Linked DNA regions of Homo sapiens: region 1 is linked to region 2. A link is a contact called in ENCODE POLR2A ChIA-PET data. All regions are on one chromosome and are shown on one strand. The core of a region is the stretch at or near the end of the contact, and the rest is flanking DNA. Distances in the headings are between cores, read along the strand shown. Region 1 overlaps TAFA3 (TAFA chemokine like family member 3). Region 2 overlaps WNT2B (Wnt family member 2B).

Region 1 (2,700 bases), core at 120-2,619, 190 kb after region 2:
ATGTTGCCTAGGCTGGTCTCGAACTTCTGGCCTCAAGTGATCCTCCTGCCTTGGCCTCCCAAAGTGCTGGAATTAGAGGCATGAACCACCACTCCTGGCCTGCCTTATACACATCGTATACACACCATTCTACACTTTGCTTTTTTTCCCCCTTAACAGTGGATTATCACTGGAGATCACTGCATGTGTCAGGACATAAAGCAATTCCCCATTGGTTTTTTTACAGCTATCTGGATGGGACTGCATTTGTACAGACTCTTTACGATGTATTCAGCCAGTCTTTTACTGATGGTTGTTTAGGTTATGTCCTAGCTTTTTGAGCTTTGGTTTTCTCATCTGTAAAACAGGTAATAATAATGTTGCTTTGTAGGACAGTTGTGAAGAATTCAAGAGTGTGCATGTGAAGTGCTGGAACCAAGCACTCAAAGAGTAGGAGTCAGTATTATTGTCCCTCCCATGTCACGACCCTCCATGGGCCCATAGCTAGTTCATCCTCCAAGATGCCTCTTAAATGTTGTCTCCTCCAAAGGCTCTCCTTTTCTTCCTGCAGCACTCACTACTGCCTGCATGACTCTGTGCCAGGTCGAAAGATGCCTGGGGACAAGGTGTGCCTCCTCCCCATCTTTGTGCCTCCCAGAGTGTGTGGCACAGAGAAGGTGCCCAGGTGCACAGGGGAGCTTCTGCCTGGAGCTGAGCAGAATGTGTGCTTCTCTCCGCAGGATGAGTGAGAGGGTCGAGCGGAACTGGAGCACGGGCGGCTGGCTGCTGGCACTGTGCCTGGCCTGGCTGTGGACCCACCTGACCTTGGCTGCCTTGCAGCCTCCCACTGCCACAGGTTTGGAGGAGGTGGCAGGGCCCGGGGAGGGAGTTTCCCAGGACACCTGGGGAGCTGGACACCACTCCACCGTGTTCCATAGCAGGCAGGTCTCCCAGGCAGAGTAAAATCCAGAGATTCTAGGGGTTCCGGCTCCTCCTCTGCTCTTTACCCAGGAATCTCTGCCCACCCCAGCTGTCCCGCCCCAGAGAAGGTCTGGGCAGACCCTTTGCTCACCTCTCCTTCCAGGCTGGAAGGTGTTCTGTAGTGAGAGAGGCCCTCGGGTGAGGGCTTATCTCTAGCCTCCTGGCCTAATTCTATGGTTTTCCTTCTGGGATGGCTAAAGCCTGTGTAAGCGGATGATCCTCCCCACGCATTGTAAGCCCTGGGGCCCTTGCCCTCACCCTGAGGAAGCTGGGGAGGCGGGGCTGGTGCGGGACTCTGTCTTCTGCCCAGGGGCCGTGCTCTGCCAAAGGGTGAAGAGCACAGGCCTCACAGGGGAGGGAGGAAGAATAGGAGCTCTGTGAAGCGGCGGGAAGATTTCATCCACTTCCTCCTCCCCTGCCACTGGCAGTCTCTTCCATAGCCCTCCCTGCAGCAGGGAGGAGGGGCTGGAGGCCAGCCCGGGTGGGCGGGAGGGAGCGGGGTCGGGCGTGTTGGGCGTCTGATCCTGGGCGGCTCCCCTCAGTGCTTGTGCAGCAGGGCACCTGCGAGGTGATTGCGGCTCACCGCTGCTGCAACCGGAACCGCATCGAGGAGCGCTCCCAGACGGTGAAATGCTCCTGTTTTTCTGGCCAGGTGGCCGGCACCACGCGGGCAAAGCCCTCCTGCGTGGACGGTGAGTGAGAGGCCAGGACCCGGGCAGGGCCCTGAGCAGAGCCATAAGGAGGCCTGTTCAGGCCTCGCCATCTGCTGGGGATACAATTTCATACCCGTCTCAGGGCTTTCATGAGCAGTCTCAAATGGTGGGGCCCCCTCTGGGAGAAGAGGGCAGACGTGGCCATCCCTGTGTCATAGATGAGAAAAGCTCTTGTTATGCGCACAGCCTCCCACACTCACGTGCCCTCTGCCTGTTGCACACACAGGAGCGTTCCCTCACACAGCCCCACTCCTCTCCCCACACACTTCCTCCAGCTCCTTCCCCTGCTGCTCCTTCCCCTGGCTGTCTCAGCCTACTCTCCTCTCCTTCTCAGCCCTTCTCTCACACTTTCCTATGTGGACACGTGTGATCCTTCACACCCACACTCATTACCCTAACACTCATTTGGCACCCCATACACATGCCCACTGTGTCACGCGCATACCAGCTATGCCAGCTATGCACTCCTGGTCTGTAGACCCCTCCAGACGACTCACACCCTTGCTCACACACCACAGAGGGAGTATACTGGTTGTGCATCGATGCTAGTGACATGGTCACCTTAGAGACATTTTTGCCTGCCTTCACCCGTCACTGTCTGGGGAGATGCAGGGATCGGTGGGATTAAAGTTGAGAGGGTTACGTCCCCAGGCCTCAGGCTGAGTACTGCCTCTCTGGGCAGCCTGGAGTAGGGGAAAGACAAGGGAAATGCATGGCTCAAGGCCAGGGGTGTGTGGAAACGTGCACCTCATTCGCAGACCTGCTCTTGGCTGCCCACTGTGCTCGTAGAGACCCTAGAGCTGCACTCCGCCTCCTGCTCCCACAGCCTCCATCGTCCTGCAGAGATGGTGGTGTCAGATGGAGCCCTGCCTGCCGGGGGAGGAGTGTAAGGTGCTCCCGGACCTGTCGGGATGGAGCTGCAGCAGTGGACACAAAGTCAAAACCACCAAGGTACCCTGGGTGGGCACCTCATCCCACCCTCCCCTTCCCTCTCTACCAAGGGCAGAAAAGGGGGCACAGGAGCCTT
Region 2 (2,700 bases), core at 159-2,658:
ATGAAACAGTTTAATGGACTAGGAAGCAGAAGTCTGAGAATAAAGGAATTAGGTTAATGAGATTAAGCAGAGATGGCATTCCACAGGAGGTGACTTTTGAGTTGAATTTTTAAAAGATAGCTTTATGTGTTTTATGAACTGACTGAGGGCAGTCAGAAGAAGGCATTCTAAATAGAGGGAACTGGTATGTGCTGAAACTTAGAAGCAGGAATGTACAAGCAATATATAAGGAATTTCAAGCAAGTACACATTATATACACTGGGGAATACAGAGAAATTAGAATGCTGAGATCAGGGCTTAAATAATGTGAGGTGACTGTGTGCACCTAGACTGTCAAATGGTTCAGCATCCCCTATAGAGCCACATAGTATCTTGATTTATGTCAGTAAACATCAGGGCACCTATGGAAAAGCACAAGGATGAGTCCATTTGTTACAGACCCAGGGACTAACAGAGATCTACACTGTAAAGTTCAACAAAATGCTACATATCATTAACTACAGCTCCTTATCATTTGAGATTCTGGGCTAAGTAAGAGATATCAAATATCCTATCCAGTACTGTGATACATTAATGTAGGCTTACAGGCCCAGAACCTGGCATAAATCAAGCCAAACCCTTAAGAAATTAGAATGTGAAAAGAAAATAATTTAAAATAGAAAATACATGCTGCTTTTCCTCACTCCCAAACTTAAAACTTGACTGGTCCTACATATTCTACTTGGTATATTGAATTTTTGCAGCTAGCAGATTTATCGTATCTGAGGCCATAGTGAATAGAAGAGCTGCAAAAGAGCTTTAGAGACTGCAAAACCAGCTCACTAATAAATGAGGAACTTTATTCTAATTTACTACCAGGGGCTGAAGTAGCAGCCAAAGAAGGAGACAAATTCTAACTTCATGATCTCTAGTTAGGTGTCTATTTTCCTGCATTTGCTAAAGGTAAAAATCGCTACTTATGGGGCTTTTGTCATACTTCTTAACCAAACTTCCCTAACTTCTGAGGATAAAAACCATAAGGGCAATCTTATTCTTCCAAAGCAGTTCCCTGGTGCCACTTTCAGAAACAGAGTATTGAACTATGGGTCTGACCCAGTGTGGCACTGAGTGTGTGTGTGTTTGTGTGTTTGTGTGTGTGTGTACACTGAATAAGCCAAAACGTGTGCCATATTCTAGGTTTCTGCTTTACTTAACTGGCAAAATTTGGTGCTGTAAGGGAGGCAGCCACAAAACCAGTGATAGCATTTGTTAGTATCATCTTAGTTCTCTTCCCTCCCCTAGGTAGTTTATAAAGGGTGATTTCTGAAACCCTTCACAAAAGAAAAGCTCAAGGGTTTACATTCAACTGTGACAGCACTATGAATTCATTAAGAAGCATGTTTCAGGTTGCACTGTAATTTCCCTATGTAATACAAACCCATGGAATCTGACATAAGCTGATTGCTCATGCTGGTTGTTTTATTTACATTTCTGAATGGAAAGGATTTCAATACTCATAAAATATCTAACTGGCTTATTTTTCATCTGTTCTCCCAGAGAAGCTATTATAAGATAGGCATAGAGACAGAAGTCTCAACTTGTATAACTGGTTAAGCAACCAGGGAAATGTTATTGCTCAAAATGCAATTTTAAAAAATTCAATATGGAACTTGAGGCCAAAAAAACAGAAGGTTACTCTCAATGCCATCCAAAAGATAAAAGTTAAAAAAAAAAAAAAAAAAAAAGGTAACTATGCTCATTATTTTCAACCAAGTTCTATGGAGGTGGTACCTTCACAGGAGCTCAGTGGAACTGGGGTTTACTTACATCTTTTTTCTGGGAACCTAATGTTAGCAGACACAGTTGCTAGTTTGAACAGGAATGCAGATGAATGGATGAAAGTGGGCTCCCTACCACCCAGAAATATGAATGTGCCTCCTTACCAATATGCTACAAATCAGACCTCTGAATTAGAAGATGCCATCATGCAACTAACTTACTATCTGGAGATGTGTATTTTGTTAACCTAGGCAAAGAATAACAATTTCTGCTTATTCCAGTAGGTGTGACAAGCTCAGAGAAGTGAGCGACAAGCTAGAGAAGTAATAATTACCAATAAAGTAAATTCCAAAGCCGAATCCCCAGTTTTCTGCCTCCAAGTTGTTGTTCAAATAGTTTATCTTCCTTTCTTCTACTGCAACACTAGTTTAATCAGTACATTCTACAACTCTCTAGTATTATTATAATATTTGCATGAGTAGTTTAGAATTTAGCCTTGGGCCTGCTCTTCTACCATTTTACCATATTTACTGATTACATTTTACCATATTTTACCATATTTACTGATTACATGCCTAATTTGTATAAACTCAAGGAGAGGTTCTGTGCCTTTTTGTTTGTTTTTTGAGATGGATTCTCGCTCTGTCACTAGGGCTGGAGTGCAGTGGCGTGATCTTGGCTCACTGCAACCTTCGCCTCCCAGGTTCAAGCAATTCTCCTGCCTCAGCCTCCTGAGTAGCTGGGATTACAGGCGCCTGCCACCACATCAGGCTAATTTTTGTGTTTTTAGTAGAGACAAGGTTTCACCATGTTGGCCAGGCTGGTCTCAAACTCCTGACCTCAGATGATCTACCCACCTCGGCCTCCCAAAGTGTTGGGATTACAGGAGTGAGCCACCGCACCCAGCCTCTGTGCCTATTTTAAAACATATATCCCAAAGT

What was found. ChIA-PET counts read pairs that join two places held with the same protein, here RNA polymerase II (POLR2A).
Region 1: POLR2A ChIA-PET joins it to region 2 with 10 read pairs in HepG2. The contact joins two enhancer-like sites. POLR2A ChIA-PET finds 5 or more read pairs at or near these places in 3 of 52 experiments (BJ, HEK293 and HepG2).

What each region holds. Positions count from the first base shown.
Region 1 is chr1:112,721,514-112,724,213 of GRCh38, forward strand. It overlaps TAFA3 (TAFA chemokine like family member 3), which reads left to right. Exons shown (of 6, transcript NM_182759.3): 3 at 720-835; 4 at 1,503-1,652; 5 at 2,500-2,624. The coding sequence starts at 721. Among named protein-coding and RNA genes, the nearest start is that of TAFA3, 4.0 kb to the left of the region's middle. RefSeq lists a silencer at 2,331-2,535. Within about 2 kb of position 1,370, at least 2 of the 41 ENCODE cell types and tissues checked have a DNase peak (open chromatin) inside an H3K27ac peak, as active enhancers do.
Region 2 is chr1:112,528,048-112,530,747 of GRCh38, forward strand. It overlaps WNT2B (Wnt family member 2B), which reads left to right. Exons shown (of 5, transcript NM_024494.3): 5 at 1-2,118. The region is part of intron 14 of ST7L (suppression of tumorigenicity 7 like); the gene reads right to left. Among named protein-coding and RNA genes, the nearest start is that of WNT2B, 20 kb to the left of the region's middle. Within about 2 kb of position 1,409, at least 2 of the 41 ENCODE cell types and tissues checked have a DNase peak (open chromatin) inside an H3K27ac peak, as active enhancers do.